2 separate regions of the Homo sapiens genome follow, and region 2 is linked to region 1. Evidence: read pairs that join two places in POLR2A ChIA-PET (ENCODE). Cell type or tissue: OCI-LY7. All regions are shown on one strand. Each heading gives the region's core, and the rest is flanking DNA. Links, peaks and the distances in the headings are about the cores only.

Region 1 (9,087 bases), core at 351-8,350:
CTTTGTTTACACTGTGAGGGGAAAACCGCCTACTCAAGCCTCAGTAATGGCAGATGCCCCTCCCCATACCAAGCTCGAGCATCTCAGGTTGACTTCAGACTGCTGTGCTGGCAGCAAGAGTTTCAAGCCAGTGGATCTTAGCTTGCTGGTCTCCAGGGGGGTGGGACTCGCTGAGCAAGACCACCTTGGCTCCCTTGCTTCAGCCCCCTTTCCAGGGGAGTGAAAGGTTCTGTCTCACTGGGGTTCCAGGTGCCACTGGGGTACAACAACAACAACAAAAAACTCCTGCAGCTAGCTCAGTGTCTGCCCAAATGGCCACCCACTTTTATGCTTGAAACCCAGGGCCCTTGTGGTGTAGGCACCTGAGAGAATCTCCTGGTCTGCTGGTTGCAAAAACCGTGGGAAAAGCATAGTATCTGGGCTGAATAGTACAGTCCTTCATGGCACAGTCCCTCATGGCTTCCCTTGGCTACGGGAGGGAGTTCCTGACCCCTTGCACTTCCCAGGTGAGACGACGCCCCACCCTGCTTCTGCTCACCCTTCGTGAGCTGCACCCACTGTCTAACCAGTCCCAATGAGATGAACTGGGTACCTCAGTTGGAAATGCAAAAATCACCCATCTTCCTCATAGGTCTCGCTGGGAGCCGCAGACCGGAGCTGTTCCTATTTGGCTATCTTGCCAAGTTCCCCCTCATTTTCTTGAATTACAGCTTTTAGTATTCTTTCTGATCCTTTGCTTTGGTTTTTGTTCATCTTTCCGTTGTGCTTTTGTTTTGTGTAATGATATTATTTTGCCCTTTATTGTCTCTTTTCTTATAGTAACTTTGTATGGGATTTGACTTCACTACTTTTCTACTGCCATTTTTATGTGAATTTTGTTTTCCATGTTAATAAAAAGAAGCTTGTTCAGATAACACATCTAACTTCTTGGATCCCCATCCATTTTTGTTCTTGTAATGTTCAAAAACATGATGGCCTGCTTTTGGAGATTTCCTGGCTTTGTTTCCCCACCCTGTGCTTTTCTGGATCTTTTCTTTCATTTATTTCAGTTGAGTTTTTCCAAGGGTTTCTCTGAAGTGTTCCGCTCCATCCTGGAAGACAGCCTTGGCTGACCAGTTTCAGGAGTTCCCGTAGGTCCTTAGATCTTATCAACTGTGCCTGGCACCTACTTGCTATTACAGTGGTGATAGGCTTTGGATCTGTGTCCCCTCTAAATATCATATCAAACTATAATCCCTATTGTTGGAGGTAGGGCCTGGTGGGAGGTGACTGGATTGTCGAGGAGATTTCTCATGAATGGTTTATCACCATCTCCTTGGTGCTGTTCTCGCGCTAGTGGGTGACTTCTCCTGACATCTGGTCGTTTAAAAGTATGCGACACTGTTTTAGTCTGTTCTTGCATTGCTATAAAGAAATACCTGAGACTGGGTAATTTATAAAGAAAAAATATTTAATTGGCTCATGGTTCCACAGGCTGAACAGGAAGTATGATGCTGGCATCTACTTGGCTTCTGGGAGGCCTCAGGAAACAAAATCATGATGGAAGGTGGAGGGAGAGCCACATGGCTGGAGCCAGAGGAAGAGAGAGAGAGGGGAGAGGTGCCACACACTTTAAAGCAACCAGATCTCATGAGAACTCTATCATAAGAACAGTACCAACGGATAGTGCTAAACCATTCACGAAGGATCCACCCGCATGAGCCAATCACCTCCAACCAGGTCCCATTTCTGACATTTGAAAATTACAACTTGACACAAGATTTAGGTGGGGACACAGATCCGAACCATATCAGGCACCTTCTCCCCCTCTTCCTTGCTCCTGCCTTCAGGATATGATGTGCCTGCTCCCCCTTTGCCTTTTTCCATGATTGGAAGCTTCCTGAGGCCTTCCCAGAGGCAGAAGCCACTATGTTTCCTGTACAGCCGGTAGAACCATGAGCCAATTAAACCTCTTTTCTTGTAAATGAGCCAGTCTCAGGTATTTCTTTACAGCAGTGCGAGAATGGCCTAAAACAAATGGGCATGTTCCCTCCTAGTTCCAGCTGTTGTTCCCAAATTGGCCTACTACAATTTTACCATTTTCAGGTTTGTCATATGTCCTGTTGTTTTCTTCCAAGTTCTCTTGCACAGGTGAGATGTGGATAACACATAGGTCTTATGGCTGTTGGTGGTTTGTCCTGTTTTGGAGTTTGCAGGGATTACTTGTCTAGCTTTTTGTAAATGTGATTCATGAGTATTTGATTTTGCTATCTAGTTCTGTCTGTTTTTATGTGGATATCCAGGAAGATCCAAATTCTATGCTGCCTCCACTGAAACTGTCTTCCCAGAAATGTATTACTTTTTGTCATTAAAAAGGAGGTATAGGAAGATTAATCTATGCACTGCATTTGGAAAGGTGTTTGTTTGTTTGTTGTTTATTTTTAGGTTGCAGTGATGGCAGGGAGCCAATGTTGATTTCTGATATGGGAGGATGATGATCAGAGCTGGTCATCTGAAAGATTAACTTGGCAGAAGTTTGAAGATTGAAGAAAAGTAGTGGAGTGAGAAGGCCAATTCTGACAGTACATCAGCAGTCCAAATAGGAGATGATAATGAGGGAAAGGTGAGTGGGAAGGGCAAGGAAAAGACAGCTGTGGGGAATTCAATAAACGCTGAATCAGTGGCTTGGTGGTGAGGGAAGGATGAAGAAGAGTTAGAAGAATCAGAATTGACTGAAAATTTGTAGGATGAATGTCTAGGGGAATAATATTACCCAAAACACCAGTGTAGATGAGGAAAATGATATGGTGACAGTAATAATGAGGGGTCAGAGGGAGAGCAGTGACTAATTTTTTTTTTTTAATTTGCATTTCACTAGCTGGAGGTACCTCAAGAAAAAGATGTTGTGTGTGAATGTGCAGGGCTGAGGGAAAGGTCCATGCTAGACACACAGATTTGAGAGTCATCTGCAAAGTATACTCCAGGAAAGATAGAACAAATGGCACTATATATCCACAGAAAACTTAGAAACACTATTCCTGAAATAAAGATTGCCTTTGCTCATTGAAAATGTTCACAGTGTTTCAAGTTAACAACTAGTAAAGGACCAAGAGCAAGAACTATCCTCAGGAAAATACTGGCTATAAAAAGAAAGACCTGAAGCTCTATGTGTACAAGTGGTGCTTGTAAATTTTTCTGAGTAGTCTGGTGGTGATTATTGGGGCATCCCCAGATATTGATATTTGGAGATATTTTCTCTGGGGCAATTCAGAATTTTTTTTTTTTTTTTTTTCGAGTTGGAGTCTCGATCTGTCGCCCAGGCTGGAGTGCAGCTGCGAGATCTCTACTCACCACAAGCTCCGCCTCCCGGGTTCACGCCATTCTCCTGCCTCAGCCTCCCAGGTGGCTGGGATTACAGGCGCGCCCGCCACCACGCCCGGCTAATTTTTTTGTATTTTTAGTAGAGGCGGGGTTTCACCATGTTAGCCGGGATGGTCTCGATCTCCTGACCTTGTGATCCGCCCACCTCAGCCTCCCAAAGTGCTGGGATTACGCCACCATGCCCGGCCCAGAATTTTTTTTTAATAGATTATTCTTCCAATTGCCTGAATTCAGAACAACACCTGGCTCCTGATGTTCTAGGGGCAGGGAGCGGGAAAAAGGATGGGGCTTCACTGTTCATTTTGCAGACTTTGACGTTATCCCCATTTTACGTTATCCCCCAATCGAACTGATCTCTGTACCTAATGCTCTAAGTTCAGACCCTCTTCATTTCAGTTTCTCCAGAGAATAAAACTCTAGGGTCTTGACAAAGGTGTATCTTCCGTGCAAGGTGGGGTATGTGGGTTGGGCATTGTTCCATATATAGACTTTTAGCCAGTCCTGGTATTTCTCACTTTCATGTATTCTAGGAAACGGGTAACTCCAAGGCTTGGATCTTTGGGGGGTTCTCTGAGAGCTCTTTGTCTTGGTACTTACTGGTATTCCCCCTCAACGCATTTTAGGGTATAGCTTCTAATAAGTAAAGCTGGAATCCATTTCTCCATCTGTGTTAGTCTGTTTTGCATTACTATTAATATAAAGGAATACCTGAGGCTGGGTAATTTATAAAGAAAAGAGGGGCCTCCCACTTTGGGAGGCTGAGGCGGGCGGATCATGAGGTCAAGAGACTGAGACCATCCTGGCCAACATGGTGAAACTCGTCTCTACTAAAAATAAAAAAATTAGCTGGGCGTGGTGGCACGTGCCTGTAGTCCCAGCTACTCCGGAGGCCGAGGCAGGAGAATCACTTGGACCTGGGAGGCGGAGGTTGCAGTGAGCCCAGATCGCATCACTGCACTGCAGCCTGGCTACCGAGCGAGACTCCATCTCAAAAAAAAAAAGAAAAAAAGAAGAGAGGTTTGTTTGGCTCATGATTCTGCAGACTGTACAAGAAGCATGTCACTAGTATCTATGTCTGATAGGGGACTCAGGAAGGTTCTACTCATGTTGAAGGGTGAAGGGGAAGCAGGCATGTCACACGGTGAGAAAGTGAGCTAGAGAGATGCCAGGCTCTTTTAAACAACCAGCCCAGCTCTCACGTGACGTAATAGAACAAGAACTCACTAATTACCAACGGGAAGGCACCAAACCATTGAGGAGGGATTTGTCCTCATTACCCAAACACTTCCCACCGGGCCTCACCTTGAACGCTGGAGATCAAATTTTAACATGGTATTTGGTGGGGACAAACCCTATCAGCAGCTGCTTTTAATATTTAAAAAAATATTTTGAGAGAGGGCCCACAGACCCTCTGAAAGAAGCAGACTGCTCCTGCAGGACCCGGGGGACACCCCAAATACTGTGAGTGCCCCAACTGCGGAAGTGGGAAAGGGAGACCCTCCTTTCCGGAACACACACCCCCTACTGGAGAAGCTGAAGGTCTGCTTCCGGGAGATGCTCCCGACTTCACCTGGAGCTGAGTCAAGTTAGAGAACCGGACCAAGCGAAATACAGGGGCAGAGGAGGCAGCAGGGAGGCCCTGGGAGCTCTTTGAATCCCCAGGTAGCCTATTCCTGCCTGGCACCACTGGGATTCATCAGGAGGGAGGCCAGAGGAGCAGGAGGTAAAACCCTACCGGGAGAAGGACTTCCCTAGCTGAATTTTGTAACAATTTGAGTGGGGCGAGAAGCCTCCTGGCCGGAACTTGGGGGAGGATGCGGATCTGGCTTGCAGACTTCACAGGTGGGGGAAGAACTAAAGCCCTTTTCTTTCACAGGTGGGAGGCGGAAAGCCTCGGGCAAGTTTTCAAGCCCGTCCTCTGTCTGGAAACAGACTCAGAGGTGTTGCAGGGGACACGGTGGGAGTGAGACCAGCCCTTCGGTGTGCGTGGGATCTGGGGGAGGCCTGTGACTGCCGGCTTTCCCCTGCTTCTCTGACAACCTGCATGACTCAGCAGAGGCAGCCATAATCCTGGAGAGCCCCGGTTTAAGATCTCCAGGTGAAGTAGATTTTTATTGTAAGTAACTCCTGTACTTTTTAAGTTGTGAGACATGCATTCAAGGTTGAATTCTGAAATCATGTCTGAATTAACTTCACTGGAGTCTTCTGTTGCCCTTATAGAGTAGGGAATTCTCATAGTTCTGCTAGTAATTGTTTTTTGAGGGGGCAGGTGTGGTCTAACAAGGAAAGGCTAGAGAGCAATTAGGACCAAGGGAAAGACCTTGGGCCATGGAAGGTTGAGTTCTCTGAAAGTTTTAAAAATATAAATATGTATTTTTACTCTAGAGATGCGGTCTCACTAAGTTGTCCAGGCTGGTCTCAAGTAATCCTCCTGCCTTAGCCTCCCAAAGTTCTGGGATTACAGGAATGAGCCACCACACCTGGCCTCACCTCAGAACGTTTTGAAAATTTTAGTTTTGTCTGTTTGCTTGTTCAATCATTCTGCATGACTGGATATGGTGAGGATCATGTAATTTGGGGGACAGAGGAAGAACTCTTGGATTTTTTTGGATGACTTTACTGGTGCGATGAGTTCCCTGGTCACTTGACAGGGCAAGTAGAATTCCTCAGGAGGGGAAAATTTGTTCTAAGAGAACAAACAGTTGCAGCTGTGGGCTTCTTACGTGGAAAAGCTTCTAGTCAATAAGTGAACATAAAAACAATGGCCAGGGCATATTAATAACACTGACTTAGGAAGTTGAATAAAATATCTTTGCCAATAGAGAAAGAGTCCTGCTAGAGGTGGCTCTCTTCCTCGTTCTACCTTTATAACTTTTCCAGGATTCTGTTGTTGGCAGATATTCCAAGTAAGGAGTGAAGTTTCCCCACAAATGATGATGAAGGCATTGAGTCAGTATTTTCCCATGATGAAAAATTTTGTGAAGACTGAACTTCAGGTCAGGGACGAAGGAGAGCCCAAGTAGCCTTCTCAGTGTCTTCAAAGCCTATCTTTGGACTTTTTGGTGGGTAAAACATCCACCTTGTTTTCAATTAGCCTTTTCATCTTCAGGGGCCTTTAACTGAGATATTTTAATGTCCTCAAATAGAGGATAAATTGGCAAACTGAGTAGGTTTAATATCTGGTCTGATTACAGTGGGACTGGGACAGATTTATAAACTGCTACTTAGCATACTTATCAGCTGAGCTTCCCCTTGCCTTAGGGGTCTATTGCCCATATAAGCTTCTATCTTGAGTATGGCCAGCTCTTGTAATAATAAGGCCTCTAGGAGGTTACCCACATTTCCCATTTTAAACTAGTAGTCACAAATTCCCTGGCTTTCCACAACAGGTCAAAGTCATGTAATACCCTAAAAACATATCTGTTATCTGTGTTGATGTTAACTCTTTGATTCTTAGCTAAAGTGTAGGTTCTTGTGAGAGCCACAAATTATTCTATCTGATATAATTTGCACTGGGTAAAGCCTCATATGTTATGGGACTGTGGATATATGCAATGGCATATTCAGCCTGGAAACCTCTTTCTGAAGTCAGAGGTATGAACTATCAACAAAGAAAATGAGATCTGGATCTATAAGAGGTACTTCAGAAAGATCAGGACGGGGAAAGGTTAGAGCTTAGGTGGCTGAAATACAGTCATGGTGGTTGTACTTCAGTTGGGAGAGAAATGGTAACAAGGTTAAGATTTTGGTAATGGTGAATAGTAATGTGAGAAGGAGCAAACAAAAGGATCTCATAAGAGGTAAGGTTAGAGGTTGAAAAACGTTGGGGGTTCGCAGTCAGGACAAAGATGTGAACCACTTGGGCACAGAAGTGTGCGAAGTATGACCTAGCACAAAATCAACTGTGGCTTGAATCAAATTTGCTGTTGCCATGACAACTCAGAAGCAAGGAAGGAAGGCTTGAGCTATAGGGCCTAGCAAGAAGGTAAAATATCCAATGGGCCTCAGGCTCCTTTTGTATTTCTGAGACAGGACATCTAAAGTATGTTCTCTCTCATGAATGAATAGGCAGAAGGGCAAGGAGTAGTTGGGGAGTCCCAAGCTGGGGGAAGAGGAAAGGGAGGTTTTTAAAAGGATCCAATACTGTTATAGAGGTTAATTCTCGTTCTAGGGGTTCAGACAAGGAATCCACATTCTACAATAGCCAACCAGTCTGAGAAAGTCCAGGAGTTGTCTCATTGTTTTAGATAAAGTGTAATTAAGGATGCTTTTCATACATCTGGAGACAAAGTTTTTCCCTTACAGGAGATGTCATGTTTTAGAGAGTGAAACTGAAAATAGGAAAACTAAGGATAGTGAAATTATATTTTGTCTCTTGAAAACAATGTCCCTTTTAAGTCAGATCATCCAAAAGGTATCGAGTATCTGCCAATAAATTATCAAATGTACTGGAGCAAAGAAGGTGGACATCTACGTATTGCATGACGATGCAATTACAAAGGAAAACCAAATCCTTTAAATTTGCATTTTTAAAAATATTAAACATTTAGGTTCAGGGGTACATATGCAGGTTTGTTACGTAGGTAAATTTTGTGTCATAGAGGTTTGGTGTACAGATTATTTTGTCACCCAGGTGATAAGCAGGTTTCTTGATAGGTAGTTTGTTTTGATCCCCACTCTCCTCCCACCCTCCACCCTCAAGTACGCCTCAGTGTCTGTTGTTCCCTTCCTTGTGTCCAGTTATAAGTTAAAACACGTAGTCTTTAGTTTTCTGTTCCTGCATTAGTTCGCTTAGGATAATGGCCTCCAGCCCCATCCATGTTGCTGCAAAGGACATGACCTTTTTTTTAATGGCTATGTAGTATTCCATGATGTATACGTACCACATTTTCTTTATCCAGTCTACCATTGATGGACATTTAGGTTGATTCCATGTCTTTACTGTTACGAATAGTGCTAGGTGAACATATGTGTCCACGTGTCTTTGGGGCAAAACAATTTATGTTCCTTTGGGTATATACCCAATAATGGGATTTCTGGGCTAAATGGTAGTCCTGTTTTAAGTACTTTGAGAAAATGCCAAACTGTTTTCCCTAGTGGCTGAACTAATTTACGCTCCCACCAGCAGTATATAAGCATTTCCTTTTCTGTGCAACTTCTCCAGCGGCTGTTATTTTTTGCGGTTTTATTAATAGCCGTTCTGACTGGTATGAGATGGTACCTCAGTGTGGTTTTGATTTGCATTTGTCTGATGATTAGTGATGTTGAACTTTTTTTCATACGCCTTTTGGCCCTATGTATGTCTTCTTTTGAAAAGTGTCTGCTCATGTCCTTTGTCCACTTTTTAATGGAGTTGTTTTTTGCGTGTTAATTTGTTTAAGTTCTTTATAGAGTCTGGATATTAGACTTTTGCCAGATGCATAGTTTGCTAGGCCGTATGTTTACTGGGTTAATAGTTTGTGGGGTTTTTTTCTGTATAGAAGCGCTTTAGTTTAATTAGGTCAGTTTGTTAATTTTTGTTTTTGTTGCAATTGCTTTTGGTTTCTTCATCATGAAATCTCTGCCAGGTCGTATGTCCAGAATGGTATTTTTTAGGTTATTTTCCAGGATTTTTATGGTTTTAGGTTTTACATTTAAGTATTTAATCCATCTTGAGTTGATTTTTGTATATGATGAAAGGAAGGAGTCCAGTTTCAGTCTTCTGCATATGGCTAGCCAGTTATCTCA
Region 2 (9,087 bases), core at 279-8,278, 75 kb after region 1:
CTTGAGCCCAGGGGGCAGAAGTTGCAGTGAGCCAAGATCAAGCCATTGCACTCCAGCCTGGGTGACAGAGCAAGACTCTCTCTCAAAAAAAAAAAAAAAAAAAAAAAAAAAAAAAAGAATAAGAAGGAATAGAAAGGAAGGCAGAGTACTGATGACATCTGATCCAGCCACACCTTAATCCTATTGACCTCAGACTTAGCTCTATGAGCCAATAAATCCCCTTCCTACTTTATTTTTGAAATTGTAAATTGATAATTTATAATTAAATTTATGGGATACAAAGTGATGTTACAATTTATGAATACAATGTGGAATAACTAAATCAAGCTGGTTAACATATCCAGTACCTCAAATACTTAACATTTTTGTGGTGAGAACATTTGAAATTTACTCTCTTGGCAATTTTGAAATGTACAATACTCTATTATTAACTATATTCACCATGCTGTGCAATAGAACTCAAAAGTATTTTTAAAATCCTCCTGTCTGACTAAAATCTGATGCCCTTTGATCACCATCTCTCCCTTCCCCACAACCCCCAGCCTCTGTAACCACAATTCTACCTTCTGCTTCTGTGGGTTTTAGATTCCACATATATGTGAGAACCTGCAGTACTTGCTTTCCTGAACCTGACTTAATTCACTTAGCATAATATTCTCTAATTCCATCTATGTTGTCACAAATGTCAGAATGTCTTTCTTTTCTGTTGTTGTTCTTGTTTTTTTTGTTTGTTTGTTTTTTGAGACTGAGTCTCACTCTGTCACCCAGGCTGGAGTGCAGTGGTGCGAGCTCGGCTCACTGCAACCTCCACCTCCCCGGTTCAAGTGATTCTCCTGCCTCAGCCTCCTGAGTAGCTGGGATTACAGGCACCCACCACCATGCCCAGCTAATTTTTATATTTTTAGTAGAGACGGGGTTTCACCATGTTGGCCAGGCTGGTCTCGAACTCCTGACCTCAACTGATCCATCCATCTCGGCCTCCCAAACTGCCAGGATTACAGGTGTGAGCCACCATGCCTGGCCGAGAATGTCTTTCTTTTTTAAGGCTTCATAGTATTCCTTTCTGTAAGTATGCAACATTGTCTTTATCCACTCATTTGTTGATGCACAGTTAAGTTGATTCTGTAACTTGCTATTGTGAATAGTGCTGCAATGAACATGGGGTATAGACATCTCTTCAACAAACTGATTTTAAACCTTTTTGGTAAATACCCAGAAGTGGGATTTCAAGATCATATGGCAATTTTATGTTTAGTTTTTTGAAGAACCTCCATACTGTTTTCCATATTGACTATACTAATTTATATTCCCACCAACATTGTACAATTGTTCCCTTTTCTCCACATTCTTGACAACATTTATCTTTCATATTTTTGATAAAAGCCATTCTGACCAGTATGAGATGATGTCTCATTATGGCTTTAATTTGCATTTCCCTAATGATTAGCAATATCGAGTATTTTTCATTATATCTGTTAGCCATTTATATGTATTCTTTTGAGAAATGTCTTTATCTCTGGAATGCAAGGAGGGTTCAACATATGCAAGTCAATAAATGATATGCCACATTAACAGAATAAATGACAAAAATCATATGATTATCTCATCAGAAGCAGAAAAAAATTGACAAAATTCAACATCCCTTAACCATAAAAACAATCACCAAATTAGGTATACAAGAAAGGTAGCTCAACAATAAAAGCTATCCAGAGATGCTGACAGCTAACAGTGACTCAGCAGTGAATAACTGAAAGCCTTTCCCCCAAGATCTGGAACAAGACAACAATGCCCACTCAACATGGAATTGGAAGTTCTAGACAGAGCAATTAAGCAAGAAAAAGAAATTGGCAATAGATTTAACCAAGGAGACAAAAGACTTATACAACGAAAACTATAAGGTGTTGATGAAATAAACTGAATAAGACACAAATAAATGGAAAGATATTTCATGTTCATGGTTCAGAAGAACTAATATTACTAAAATGTTATACTACCCAAAGTGATCTACAAATTCAATGCAATCCCTATGAATATCCCAACATCACTTTTCATAGAAATAAAAAAAAAATCCAAAACTTCATATGGGGCTGGACATGGTGGCTTACACCTGGAATCTCAGCACTTCGGGAGGCCGAGGTGGGAGGATCACCTGAGATCAGGAGTTCGAGACCAACCTAGCCAACATGGTAAAACCCCATCTCTGCTAAAAATACAAAAATCAGCCAGGCATGGTGGCACTCACCTGTAATCCCAGCTACTTGGGAGGCTGAGGGACGAGAATCACTTGAAGCTGGGAGGCGGAGGTTGCAGTGAGCCTTGATTGCACCACTTGCACTCCAGTTTGGGCCATAGAGTGAGACTCCATCTCAAAAAACAAAACAAAACAAAAATTCATATGGACAACAAAAACCTCAAACAACCAAGGCAATCATGAACAAAAAGGACAAAGCTGGAGGTATCACACCACCAGATTTCAAAGTATACTACAAATCTATAGCAATCAAAACAACATGGTATTGGAAAAAAAAAAAAAAAAAAAGACAGACACATTGACTAATGGAGTGGAATAGAGAGCTTGGAAATTAACCTACTACTATACAGTCAATTGATTTTCAACAAAGGTACCAGAATACGCAATAGGAAGAGGACAGTCCCTTCAATAAATAGTGTTGGGAAAATGAAATTTCCACCTGCAGAACAATAAAATTGGACCCTTATCTCACACCATATATAGAACTAAAAATCAAATTAAAATGAATTAAAGATTCAAACGTAATACCAGAAACTCTAAACTTACTGGAAGAAAACACAGGGAGGAAAAACTACATGACACTCTCTGGGCAACGGTTTTTTGGATGTGACCCCAAAAGCACAGGCAACAAAAGCAAAAATAGACAAATCAGATTACATCAAACTAAAAAGCTTCTGCATAGCCAATGAAACAACCAACAGCATGCAGAAACAACTCACAGATTGGGAGAAAACAGCTGCAAGCCATACATCTGACAAGGGATTAATATCCAAAATACAGAAGGAGCTCCAACAACTCAATATTAAGAAAACAAGAAACCCAATTAGAAAATGAGCAAGGGACCTGAATACACATTTCCACTAAAGTTTTTAAGACATAAACATACTTTGGCATAAACACTGTATTATATGCAATTACTTTTTGTAAATAATTTTTGTAAAGCCATCAGATATATATCCAAATGATTTTTCACCTGAGTGTAAGACAGGAAAATGTTTAAATTAATACATAAATCAAATCATCTGCACTGGCATTGTTAACCTAGAAGAAAGTGGCTGCATAGAGAATAGTAAAAGCAAGGATATTTAGTCCATACTTTCAAATGGGGCTTGATGATTTGAAACAACAAAGTTGTTCACTGGCAGAATTTCCCACCAAGTCTGTATAAATTATGTGCTATTTGATAAAAGATAGCCTGAATGAAGCTAATTTTTTTATCTTCAGTATTTGCTTTAAGAGAAAAATCCTGAAGCTTGTAGGGATTTCTAATGCCAAAAAAGATGATGAAATGGGAGAGTATATTTAGCAATCATGGTGACTAAGCTCATGGTAACTGGCATATGTAAAATTTTAGTTTGCATTCCAATTACTTAAACTGAGATGTTCTTGATCAGTTGAACATACTGTGAGTAGACGATCTCTTTCTCAGAGAAACAAGATGGAGAGATCTTCAGAGAATGGCCCCACTGAAGCTCATTGGTAAATGAGCTTTCTCCAGATTTTGTTGATTTCCTGAGTTTTTCCATAATTCCTCAGTTCCCTGGCCATTTTCTGATAGACCATGGTCTTCCTATTGCCCTTTCTTATTCCTCAAAGTTTGGCAAATTTTTCTTCATTTTTTGATACAAACTGGAAACTGCCTTTGGTTTTATCTACTTACTGAATGCAGATGCCATCTTGGGATTATACTGAGATTTGTGAAGTTATTCAAACAGTCAGAGAAGCTTCCCGCCTTGTCCTCCCTGTTGCTGGAAAACAGCAGACTGCACCAGCTGGCTTTCAGTTATGTTCCACAAAGATCAATGAATGGTTCCTTCAAAATAGAAGTCTGCAGCATTATTTATTAAAGTTCTCCAATTATAAATAGATTCCTCTGTAAGCAACATTCCATAGCAGTTGGAATCTCCTCTGACATGGGTACAATCACTGATGAAAACCAGGTAAGTTTTGAAGATCTCCAGTTGAATGTTGCCTCAGTACCTCAAAAGCATCTTCAAATGCTTGAGCCAGCTTGTCTCGTTCACACAAGTTATGCTTCACTAATAAACTGATGATTCTGTCCATCAGTGCCCAATCTAGCATGTACTTGTAGATGTGGAGATAATCTTCCCTCCTCTGAAACACACATCTGCACTCCCCACCACCCACTTTAATTTTGTTAAAGCAGTTTTGAGTTGGGTTTCTGTCATCTGCAAAGGAAAAAGTCCTGAGTCATTTATACCTAAGAATCAGATAATTTAAGTAACAGGCTCTAACATATGAAAATAGCTGAGATAGTGTGGGGTGCAAAACAGAGAGGAGATAATTATTCCCATCCCTAAATAATATTTGAAAAGTTTTGTTATACAGTAGAAATGCAACTGGCTATCCAATGATTTGTTAAATCTTTGGACTCAGCCCCAAGAAAAATAGCAAGATATTGAACATTACTTGTGGCCTCAAATAATATTATATGAGAAAAGCAGAAGTTCAGTCCAAGCTATACTATCTAAAAGCAGAGAGGGAATAATGAAACTTCATTTTTTAGAAAAATCTTTATACCCATACCTTGCAATCCTTGAGGACTGGGAGTCAGAATTTGAAAAGGCCAAATTCTGCATCCTAAGCTAAAATTTGTGAAGACAAAAGCAAAGAGATAAAGAAATACCATACTAAAATATTGGGAAAGAAATTGAAAGGGACACAACAAAATGAAAAGATATTCCAGATTCACGAACTGAAATACTTAATATTGGTTAAATTATAATACTACTCAAAGCAATTTACAGATTAAATGCAATCCAATTACATTCTCTACAGAAATAGAAAAAAATCTTAAGACATATATGGAACCACAAAAGACCCCAAATAACCAAAGCAATCTGAGCAAAAGGAACAAAGCTGGAGGCATTACACTACCTGACTTCAAATTTTACTACAAAGCTATAGTAACCAAATCAGTATGACACTGGCATAAAAACAGACAGAATAGACCAATGGGACAGAATAGAGAACGCAGATGTAAATCCACACATTTACGGCCAGCTCATCTTCAACAAAGGTACCAAGAACATATAATGGGGGGAAGGATAGGCTTTTCAATAAATGGTGCCAAGAAAACTAGATAACTATATGCAGAAGAATGAAACTGGATCCTTCTCTCTTACCATATACAAAAAGCAAATCAAAATTGATTAAAGATTAAATCTAAATCCTCAAACCATGAAACTACTAGAAGAAAACATTGAGGAATCACTCCAGGACATTGGTCTGGGTGAAGATTTTTTTATGTCAGATCTCAAAAGCATAGGCAAACAAAGTAAAAATAGACAAATGGGATTATTTCAAGCTAAAAACTTCTGCATAGCAAAGGAAATAATCAATAAAGTGAAGAGAAAACCCACAGAATGGCAGAAAATATAACTAACCACCTGAGACGGGGTTAATAACCAGAAGGTATGGGGAGCTCAAACAACTCAATAGCAAAAACAAACAAACAAACAAAAACAACATAATCCAATTTAAAAATGGGCAATAGATCTGAGTAGACATTTCTCAAAAGAAGCCATACAAATGGCCAACAGGCATATAAAAAATATTCAACATCACAAATTATTAGAGAAATGCAAATCAATGAGATATCATCTCGCCCCAGTTAAAATGGCTTTTATCAAGAAGACAGGCAATAACGCAGGCTAGCGAGGATGTGGAAGAAAGGGAACCCTTGTACACTGTTGGTGGGAATGGAAATTAGTACAGCTACTACACAGAATAGCTTGGAGGTTCCTCAAAAAACTAAAAATTGTGCTACCATATGATCCAGGAATCCCACTCCTGGGTATATCTCCAAAAGAAAGGAAATGAATATATCAAAGAGCTATCTGCACGCCCATGTTTATTGCAGCACTATTCACAATAGCCAAAATATGGAATCGATCTAAGTGCCCATCAACGAATGAATGGCTAAAGAAAACGTGGTATATATACACAATGGAATATTATTCATCTGTAAAAAGGAATAAAATCCTGTCATTTGCAGCAACATAAATAAAACTAGAAGTCATTATGTTAAGTGACACAAAGAGACAAATACTACGTGTTCTCACTCATATGTGGAAGCTAAGAAAAAGTGGATCTCATGAAGGTAGAGAGTAGATTGGTGGTTACCAGAAGCCAGCAAGGGTAGCAGAAGTAGGGGATTCAAAGAAGTTGATAAATCAATACAAATATAAAGTTGAGAGAAGAAATAAGCTCCAGTGTTCAACAGATGAGTAGGGTGACTATAGTTTACAAAAACATACTGTACATTTCAAATTAGAAGAGAAAAATTCAAACATTTCTAGGATAAAGACAAATATTAAGGTGATGGATATCCCAAGTACACTGATGTGATGTATACAAATTATATGAATGTATTAAGTTATCATGTGTGCCCTGAAACTATGTAACTTATTATCCATCAATTTTTTAAATTGTTGAAAAAATGATTAAATGAATAAATAAAATATTGGGTCTTGGATGAGCCAGAAAATTTGGGAAGTCTGATTCTCTCTCAAATATTATATTCTAGGTATTCTTTGCCAGACAAAAGCATCATATCCCTTATAAAAATGCATCCAGTAGGTTATAATCTTGGGGGAAATGCCACATTATTTAGCTTCATTTTCCCCTTCAAGTCTTTCACATTGTTCAAAGCAGACAGCAAAGTGAAAGCATTATTTTGGGAGATGGGGAAAAGCCAGAATAGATTATTGGCAAGAAATAGAAACCACAAGATGAGGATCAAGAGTCAAGGTCCAGGTTTAGACAAGATCTCTGGATGTGGTTATTATGCCACAGAATCATCAAATGTCAACTGAGGTTTTAAATACTGCTTAAAAATGCCAAGCCTGGAAATAGGTGCCTGTAATTCTTCAGTCCTTCAGTAAATACCCAGGCTATTAAAGTAGGTAATTCCCAGGAATGAAATCCTCCTTGCACCTCTCTTAGGGGTGGCCATGGAGGACACAAAACACAGATATTTATCTTTGGAAGAAGGAGGTAGAACTGTTTTTGAAAATATATATAAAGTATAGTTGTGTTTGGAGAAGCAGAGGCATTTTTGAAACTATATGTATAATTAGAATGGTATGTGAATATATATACAACCAAAGACAAAGGGGTAAAATGGGGTAAAAATCTACTATTATTCACTATACGGCACTCATTCTCAACTACCTTCTCAGATCTAAACTCTACTTTTCTGTAGAGAACCCCTTCCCTGTGGTTAGGACAGGGCCAACACTGACTTGCCACCATGACGACATCAGTGGGTACATGACCTAGACTCAGCAAATTATGCTACCCATAACATCGGCTACCATGATCATTTAAGATCTGGACATGAAATCTAAACTAGGTTCTCCCTGGACATTTTCTGAAAGGTATTAGAGAGTGGGTGTAGTGGCTCACACCTGTAATTCCAACATTTTGGGAGGCTGAGGTGGGAGGATTGCTTGAGCCCAGGAGTTCAAGACCAGACTGGGCAACATAGGGAGACCTTGTCTCTATGAAAAACAAAAAAATTAGCTGGAGGCCGAGGCGGACGGATCATGAGGTCAGGAGATCGAGACCATCCTGGCTAATATGGTGAAACCCGTCTCTACTAAAAATACAAAAAAGTTAGCTGGGCATGGTGGTGGGCGCCTGTAATCCTAGCTACTCGGTAGGCTGAGGCAGGAGAATGGTGTGAACCCGGGAGGCGGAGCTTACAGTGAGCTGAGATCTCGCCACTGCACTCCAGCCTGGGTGACAGAGCGAGACTCCATCTTAAAAAAAAAAAAAAAAAAAAAAAAATTAGCCAGGCATGGTGATGCACACCTGCAGTCCCAGCTACTCAGGAGGCTGAGGTGGGTGGATCACTTGAGCCTGGGTGGTCAAGGCTGTGGTGAGCTGTGATTGCACCACTATACTCCAGCCTGGGCAACAGAGCAAGACCCTGTCTCTAAATAAATAAATAAATAAATATAAAAGTAATTTTTTATTATACATTAAGTTCTGGGATATATGTGGAGAACGTGCAGGTTTGTTAACATAGGTATACACGTCCCATGGTGGTTTGCTGCACCCATCAACCCGTCATCTACGTTAGATATTTCTCCTAATGTTATTCCTTTAAAATGGAAGGTATTAGGAAGATTTCTTTCCACTGTCGGTCAGGAATGAGATGGATGTGGTGCTACTGAAGGTCGCCTTGCCACTCTGTAGTAAAAGAAACCTCTGCAACGAATTTGAGGAAATCACAGCTGACAGATGTAAAGAGGACACAGAGCCCTCCTCACATTGTTAGAATTCCTGGAACTAAACAAATCACTCCTTTTACCTTCCAGCTGTGTAAGCCTCCTCCTCAAAAAAAAGAAAATCATTTTTTGTGTAAGCTAGTGTTTTCTGCAATTTAAAGCTTTAAAAATCCAACTCAACAACAAAACACAACCCAATTTAAAAAGGGACAAAAGACTTGAATAGACATTTCTCTGAAGATATATAAATGGCCAAAAAGCACACAAAAAGATATTCAATGTCATTAGTCATTAGAGAAAGGCAAGTCAAAAGCACAATGAGATATACCATTTTACACCCACTAGGATAGCCATTTCTTAAAAATAGAGAATAAATGTTGGTAAAGCTGTGGAGAAATTGGAACCTTCATACATTGCTGGTGGGGATGAAAAATGGTACAACCACTGTGGAAAACAGTTTGGTGATTCTTCAATAAACACAGAATTATCACATGACCTAGCAATTCCACTCCTAAATATGTACCCAAGAGAAGTAAAAGCAGGTGTTCAAATAAAAACGTTTCCATTTGTTTACAAAAT

The links. Peaks named below come from ENCODE experiments on the same cell type or tissue, not always from the same donor. Only the 100,000 strongest peaks of a DNase experiment are listed, where the experiment ranks them.
Region 2: POLR2A ChIA-PET joins it to region 1 with 5 read pairs; 5 of 35 experiments call an interaction of 5 or more read pairs at or near these places.

Annotation. Positions count from the first base shown.
Region 1 is chr17:6,848,978-6,858,064 of GRCh38, forward strand. It overlaps the pseudogene ALOX12P2. Among named protein-coding and RNA genes, the nearest start is that of TEKT1, 22 kb to the left of the region's middle. RefSeq lists an enhancer at 4,801-6,000. In OCI-LY7, for the core only: CTCF peaks have their summits at 4,917 and 5,119; DNase peaks (open chromatin) are centred at 4,644, 4,904 and 5,274; H3K4me3 peaks cover 3,874 bases; H3K27ac peaks cover 3,207 bases.
Region 2 is chr17:6,923,919-6,933,005 of GRCh38, forward strand. It overlaps the pseudogene SPICP3. Among named protein-coding and RNA genes, the nearest start is that of ALOX12, 68 kb to the right of the region's middle. In OCI-LY7, for the core only: no CTCF peak of the experiment used is centred there; no DNase peak of the experiment used is centred there.